3 separate regions of the Mus musculus genome follow, and regions 1 and 2 are each linked to region 3. The links are chromatin loops, found by intact Hi-C in ENCODE. Cell type or tissue: left cerebral cortex. All regions are shown on one strand.

The links. Hi-C counts contacts between places; a loop is a spot of excess contacts. Peaks named below come from ENCODE experiments on the same cell type or tissue, not always from the same donor. Only the 100,000 strongest peaks of a DNase experiment are listed, where the experiment ranks them.
Region 1: it touches region 3 in a loop (6-fold over the local background); 5 of 42 quality-filtered maps call a loop at or near these places.
Region 2: a loop joins it to region 3, with 3 times the contacts of the local background. A loop is called at or near these places in 5 of 42 quality-filtered maps.

Annotation. Positions count from the first base shown.
Region 1 is chr11:18,750,489-18,752,988 of GRCm38, reverse strand. The region is part of intron 1 of Gm31674 (a long non-coding RNA gene); the gene reads right to left. Among named protein-coding and RNA genes, the nearest start is that of Gm31674, 3.7 kb to the right of the region's middle. In left cerebral cortex, no CTCF peak of the experiment used is centred here; a DNase peak (open chromatin) is centred at 1,439; H3K4me3 peaks cover 258 bases.
Region 2 is chr11:17,952,365-17,954,864 of GRCm38, reverse strand. It overlaps Etaa1 (Ewing tumor-associated antigen 1), which reads left to right and starts at 990. Exons shown (of 6, transcript NM_026576.4): 1 at 990-1,302; 2 at 2,162-2,287. The coding sequence starts at 1,071. It overlaps Etaa1os (Ewing tumor-associated antigen 1, opposite strand), which reads right to left and starts at 895. Exons shown (of 3, transcript NR_131915.1): 1 at 780-895. In left cerebral cortex, a CTCF peak has its summit at 1,035; DNase peaks (open chromatin) are centred at 949 and 1,418; H3K4me3 peaks cover 1,606 bases; H3K27ac peaks cover 636 bases.
Region 3 is chr11:19,019,070-19,021,569 of GRCm38, reverse strand. It overlaps a transcript of Meis1 not described here. Among named protein-coding and RNA genes, the nearest start is that of Meis1, 1.4 kb to the right of the region's middle. In left cerebral cortex, a CTCF peak has its summit at 1,066; DNase peaks (open chromatin) are centred at 1,058, 1,422, 1,679, 1,809 and 1 more place; H3K4me3 peaks cover 2,153 bases; H3K27ac peaks cover 1,516 bases.

The DNA.
Region 1 (2,500 bases), 270 kb after region 3:
GTTAGAATTTTGCCTTAATATTTGAAATTAATTTCGTACTAGCCAATGCAAACTACGGAATGGCAAGTCTTACAATCTTGTCTGTCCTTGTCTGGCATCCATCCTCCTTCCAGAGTGAACAGAGGTATATCCATAAGCACCGGACACTGATTTCACAGCCTCATCCAAAGCCAGGCAATTCTTGAGGCAAACAAACAAAGGGGTGTGAGTGATTTCATTTATTTTGATAATCCTCTGTCTGCACAGGGGCACTTTGCTGTCTTTGTCAAAGTGAATGACAACAATTTGGCCAACTCTCTCTGAGCTGCACTCAACAGTGACAGGCAAATTATCAGAGGCCCTGCACTTCTTATTATCAGAGGAGAAGCCATCAGGGGGACGCAGGGAGGATGCCTCTCCCTTGTCACTATTTGTCAGTGGGACAAGGGCCACTGCTATGGGTAGCTGACAGGTAATTTCAACAATAACAATTACTCCTATTACTGGCGTCATAAACAATTCGTCCAAGGCATGACAATAGCAAAGCTTTATAATTCAATGCCATATAAATAAATGCCAGCAGGTAACAAGTAATTTAGCTCCAATCAAGCTTTCACCCTGGCATTAATATTGTTATTGCAAGAAAATGGAAAATTGAAAAAATTCAATATGTTAATGAATTAAGATTGGTTCAAGGGCTACAGAAGGGAAGTTGAAAAGGGAAGCCCAAATTATTATCATGTCATATTTGGTGGCAACCTGGGGCCAAACAGCAGTATAATGACTTTGAGACTCGAAGGGGAGTCTGGGGTGCTAGTTTAGATTTAAGCTTGAGAAAATGGGATATGTGATATGCTCTCTGAAAAACAAATCTGTCCTTCCTTCACTTCTTTAAGATATAGATGGAAATATGAGAATATATATACAACATAGAATTTTGCTGGCTTTTTTCCACTTGAAATATTTCATATGATGTGGGATATGAAGAGAAGTTTCCATCTATTTAAGGAAATATCAGTGCCACCTGCTTGCGTTACATTGAGTGTCATAATGAAACTATTTTAATAAGGCTTGAAAATTTAAATCCAGGGTGGAAAGCAAAGAGGCTGCCGCCACTCTCTAGCTGTGCACCCTTTGGTAGGAGGGCATCAGGGAATGTAGTTCAGTCTTTATATAAAACTTCCCGATCAAGCCAATTTGCAATTTTCGTCTGCGTCCAGCAAGACGGTGCACCCTCACAGTGACAGCAGCGAAGGGATTGGAAAGTCTCTAATTAGGAGAGCTGCAGAGCAATTAAAGCACGTCAGATCTCTCTTCAAGTGCCACTCCAGTTTTTCCTCTAAAAATGAATGGACTTTTTTCCCCTTTTGGTGTGTGTATCCCCTTAAGGCAATGTTGATTCAAATCTGCTCAAGATGCAGTGTTGCACAGCTAAGCATCCTCTTGATTACAGCCCGCCACACTCCTAACCTCGTTCATTCTCACTGCCACCGATACTTTGTCAACAGTCAAATTACACCACGCTGATAACAATGCATAACGCTCATCCTCCTCCCAGGCTGTCAGGAGGGGGCTCCGAAAAATGGGATGTTTTCATCTTCCCTGTTTCAAAAGGAAGTTGGTGTGATCTCCCCTCTCCCTGCCCCAAGTCGGGTGCTCCTTCCTAAAATTTAATTAGGTAATTTAAAGAAAAAAAAAAAAGCAACAGAAGGATGCCATGTGAGAATTCCTCCTGGCAGGGGACTGAGAGGAAGACCAGAAACCAGTGGATCTGCAGCCAAAGTTTTGCTGAACACTTTGTTCAGAGATGTTTTCAAGGGCACCGCTCTTGGTTAAATACCAGCTTTTTTCCCTCTTCACTTACGGACTGTAAACACTGGAAGCCTTTCTTGAACAGACAGTATTTATATTGTGTGAGAAGTTTGTTTGATGGCTACGTTTGCCAGAATTCTTGAAACAGCTCAGAACCCAGAAGACAAATGACTTTTTTGGGTGTGTGTATAGGGGGCGTGGGATTGCATATTGCGGATAAATGTTGGCGCATTTTAACTGCTATTTTTCCTGCTCGATTGGTGCAGGTTGCTGTGTCCTAGCCAGTCATCTGATCCCTTGAGAGACATTTCTCACTGGAAAATGAAAGGAAGGCAGAGATTAGAGCGTGATTGTTAAATTTAGAATTTTAAAAGTGTATCCAGATATTTTTTAATTAAAAAAAAAAGGTCACAACAAAAACAAGGTAGTGAGAGAGAACATTAGTGCATCTCATCACCGAGTGTTTACCTGATTTGACACCCCAGTCTTCTGAGTACAGACATATACTTTTGATTGTATGTTGTGAAAAATTATATGTGTTTGGCTAAATAAGTAGAATATCTCCTTTATTTTCAGTATTCAGTTCAAATCCTGCTCCTCCAACTTTCTCTCTCTCTCTCTCTCTCTCTCTCTCTCTCTCTCTCACACACACACACACACACACACACACACACACACACACACACACACACACACACACTACTGAGTT
Region 2 (2,500 bases), 1.1 Mb after region 3:
TGAGACAGGAAGACCAGGAGTTCACAGCGAGACTGCATTAAATAAGGAGGCAGGGCACACATAAGACACTGTCTGAAAAACAAAAAGACAGACACACTTCATGATAAGGAAACTGGAGTGTTACAGATATAAAACCAAATAATCTTTATGGCTATCTTTAGTGCCCTAAGTAGCCATTAAGGACCCAGCTGTCAGGATTGGCATCCTGAAGGCTAGCAGGTAAAAACTTTGGAATGCACTGTTACCAGATCACTAACTTCCATCAACGAAAGGATGGGTCTCATAAATTATATCCTTACCTAAAGCCTATGGACGAATCATCTCCTGCTTTGCTGTAACCCACCTACTACCTGTTGTCCCCAACAAAGCGCCTGGCAAATGCTTTGTTTTTTGTTCTGTGACTGTTAAAGTCTGTGCGATTGCTTTTATATTGAAACATGTTTTTAGGCCAACCTGAATCAATGCTCCCTGGCCATGGAAATTATTACTTGATTCAAAATAAACACTATTTTATTCCTACTAAGATGACAGCTCTGTTTTGCATGTACAGTTTCCAGCGACTGTTAGTTTATTAAATTAATACGTTTTCCTACATTTTGGAGCTACGCACATAACAGAACATCTATGAACTATTGCGTTTATTACCTCCTAAACTATAGTCTTTATTTTCTCATATTATCGAATAACACACCATCATTTGAATCTTAGAAATAATCAATTAAATTTTAAATTCAATAAGAATCTGTCATTGTATATGAACTCTTTACTGTCTCACATACCAAGTTCCTGTCACAGATCCAGAAAAGGGTCCTGCAGTTCCTGCTAAGTTGGACGAGTCTGATGGTAGACCTCAGAAAACTCCTGTTTCCTCAGCCCTGGCCGCAGCCTTCTAACCCCGCCCCTCACACTGACGCAGCCAATCCGCACCATGCGTAGTAACCCGCCCCTAGACGGAGGCAGCCAATTAGAAGCAGCGTATTTTGCGCGCCCGACTTGCAAAGATGGCGCTGCACGGTGGCGCGCGGGCTCTCTGTCGAGCAGTTGCCCTGCTCCGCTGTAGCAAAATGTGAATGCAGCTGAAGGACGGTGGCACGGGAATGAGTCGGCGAAGGAAGCATGCGGACAGCCCTGCCCGGAGGAGCACGCCGCACAGGGCGGCTGCTAAGAACTGCCGCCCGGCGGCAGAGCCGTGGCTGCGGGAGTCCAGGGCGGCCTGCAGCTCCCAGCTCCGCCGGGCGGGAACGCGGTCTGCGCGGCGGGCGCAGCGGCAGGCAGCGGCTGACGGCGGGCGCAGTCCCCGGGGTGAGGAGAGGGCGGGGAGCGGAGCCTGGCGGTGCAGACCGGGCGGGAGGCCTGGGGCTGCAGAGCCGAGTCCGGTAAACCGGGCCTTTTCTGAACGTCTGGTTGTGGGCGGGGCCTGTGCCGTGGACTGTGTTCCGGAAACTGGGCACCTACGCTGGTTGTTGTTGTTTTCCTCGCTGTTTTGTTTTGCAAAAAGGGCCACCTCAGAAACCGTAGTGTGCTCCCGGAACTTGCTAGGTGTAACATCCGGTTAGCCCAGCAAACCGATGGCGCGTTCATTTCTGTAAACTTGGAGTTAAGAGATATCTATCCCAATAAGGACCAAACTCATAACCTCTATCCTAGGGTGTGTCCGTAAAATACAATGTCTGTTACCTTGCTTGTTTCTGCTATGAATAAAACGAGGCTGGGAAAGAAAAATAACATTGTAAACCTTCAAGTGATTCTAGACAGAGCTTCCCTAGAAACAAATCACTATTGGTTTTGGGGTGTATGGAGTAAAAAAAAAATTGGGTCGAGTTTACAGGAGGGGCCTTGTGAGAGTTTAGCTTGGCTTTCTGTTTGGATGCATTTCCTGTACATCTGCTGACGTCATGGAGGTACCTAAAGCCTGGTGATAGTAATTCAGTGATCAGATGGTATCATTCCTGGGCCTATGGAATTTTCAAAGAACACTTCCTAACTACAGTGCTAAACTTATGAAGTATTAAGATATTATTTTCATTGAAACATTTCTATTGTGGTTAAAGTAACTGTCTTTAGGAGACAAGCTTTGTATTGGACATGAAAATTAATTGTTTGACTTTAGCTTTTATGAAGTAACGTAACACTTAGAAGCAATGATTGTCATCTTATGCAGGAAAGGAGACGCCAGTACAAATCGTGAAAATGGATTTATTATCCTGTACCTTCAGTTCTCCAAATGATCCAGATGGACAAACTGATATCTTCTGGGATCAAAATTCTCCAATGACAAAGCAGTTAGGTAATCTGTTGTTATTTTTATGTGGGTAGGTGCTTGAAGAATTATTGTCGGTAAAATTTTAGTCTGGTAACATCATAATACAACGGTTTTGGGTTTTTTGTTTTGTTTTTTAGAACCTCATGTGTGATTTTTCTGTCTGATTCTAGGGTGGAGTCATTAAGTTGTACTGATTACAATTGTTTCCTAAAAAGTGACAACTGATTTTAGAATTCT
Region 3 (2,500 bases):
GGAGCTGGGGAAGGGCTTTTAGGCTGTCTGTCCAGCTCAGTAGGTTCTATAATCCGCGGAGAAGTGGCTGTTTGGCCCAGCCAGATCAGCTTCCTTAAACTTGGCGGGGAAATCTCCTTCCAGTGAGCAGGAGGTAATTCAAGGCTCTTCCATGCCTGTTTTTGACGCACAAGTCTGTATTAATCTTCTAAATGATACACGGGGCGTTTGTGCAAGAAAAGAGCACAAGGATGTGATGGGGAAACTAAAAGCTTCAAACTTGAGCGTCAAAACAAAAAGGACACAGAGAGGAGACACAGAGGCACATGATGAGGGGTCGTGGGGCCTTTTATTGTTTTAAACAGTCGGATCTCTTTCGAGGCAAAGCCCATTGAAGGTTTGGGGTGAACATATGTCAACCTTCAGGTGTTCGTTGTTGGGGGCGGAGTGCTGGGCTGGAGGCCCGCACGCCTTGTCTGCTAGGCTTATCCCACGCGCACTGCCGCTGGTGTGAACTAGCCCGGCGCTGACTCGTGCAGACTGCTAAAAGCTGTCTTAGGAGGCTCCGTTGCTCGATAGAACCTGATTCCAAATCTAGGTTCTAATGTTTACCCTGTATCCCCTGTTCCGTAGACACCCTCTCAATAGAAACTTGAATACTGGCTGAAGAATGGAAACAGGTCTGTGACTTTGAACCTAAGAGTTGGCTTCAGTACCTTTCAGAGATGCTAAACCTTTTCCAAACAATCTCCGCGTGAAGGAAGCCTCCCTAGTCTTTCTCAGAACTCTCCTCAAAACCTTCCCCGGCCCCTGGGGTGAGGGTTCGGTCCGCAGCTGGCGGTGGGATGGGGGCGGGGGCGTTGGGAGCGTAGGCTGGCTGCTTTGGGGGAGAGAGCCTTTTGGCCACCTTCAGGGCGGGAATCCGGAATGGCAGTTTGCATTCCCAGCAGATCGAAGCTCCCTGCTGATCGATTATTTGATAATTGATTTTCCCCGCAGCCAATGCGCGGCTGCCTGGGCGGGGACGCCTTCCGATTGGTGGAGCTCTCTCCACGGCTGCCTACCGAGATTTGGGTGAGCTCATTTTCCAGTCGACCGCAGGGGGAGTTTTCTGCGAGGTTTCAGCTGGGGGGTGAGGGGAATCCTCTCCGAGCCCAGCGAGCTGAGAGCCCTGCCTGGGATGTGAGGTTTCCAGCTGCTCCGAGAGCTACTGTGACTGAGCAATCTAAGCCACGAGAGCCGGGCGCAGAAACATAAAGAGTAAAATAACCCCCACTAGATAGAGTAGCTGAAGAGTGAGAATAAAAAGACTCAAAAAACAATTTTAAGTCCAGGGTGTGGTATTTCAAGAGAGAAAGTTAAAAACCACTGGCTGGTTGGAGACTTTAAGTTGTGGGCAGGGTCAGCTTTTGTCTGAAATCTCAGCTTCCGAAGTGGATTTCTTTTTCTCTGGAACTGGGAGCTTTCACGGGGCTGGGTTCGGAGATAGACAAATTGAGAGATGGAGGTCTGGGAGGCCGGCTCCGGGCGTCGCCGCTGAAAGAGCTGGGGGTGGGGGGTGGGAGGGAGCGCAGCGTCTCCAGGCCCGAGCAAGGCCGAGGCTGGAGCCCCTCGGCGTCGCCCAGACAAAGGCAGCCCCAGCCGCAGCGCAGCGGAGCTCTGCAGCTTCGCCGCGCCCCGGGCGCACGGCTAAACTTGCCGGTAGCGCAATCGAGAAAGAGCCTCGGGTCCCGGGGCTCCCAGGCCCCGGCCGCCCGCAAGGTCTGGCTGCTTGGTGCCCGCGTTGAGTTTCGTTCTCCAGCGGTCATAAATAGCTCGGTGTTTGTAAACAAGCGCTGGGGGCACATTCCCGGCGCTCGGCTCATTGTTCCCTCCCTTCCTCCCTCACTTCGCGCGGCGGCTGGGGCTGAGGGCTGCAAGAGAGGAGGTGGGGACGTCCGGACTCAAAGTGACAAAATGCAAGCATTTCCTTTCCTCCGGCCCTACGTCCACTTCTGACAGCGGGGGGAGAAAAAAAAATAAAGAAAGAAAGAAAAAACCCAAACCAAAAGAAAAAAAAGAAAAGAAAAGAAAACCTCTAAGCTGAGTCTGCAGAACGCCCGGGCGACCGCTACCCCACGTTCTCAGGACTCTCGAGCGGAACCTTTTCCAGTCCAGTTCCAGCTCCTCTTCTTGCTCTGGCTTTGACTTTTCTCCTCCGGGAGTCTAGCAGAGAATCCAGTACTTTTGGCATCACCCCCACCCCGAAAAATACTGGCAGACCCCAATAATTTCGAGGAAAGTCTTGAAGTCTTTCATGAGCGGAGCCCTGAGCGAATTAACTCCGGCATCTGCCTGCCCTACGTTTATTCCCGATTTATTTCAAGCGTCCGCTTTGGGAAGAGAGGCTGGAAGGGGACGTAAAGCCGGCGGGTTGGGAGCTGCAGCCTGTATTTGTGTGCATGTGCCCTGGGTGTGTGGTGTTAGTGCCTGGGCGTGCGAATTTGTGGAGTGTCTTTCTGCCTCTCCAGTGCGGCCAGAG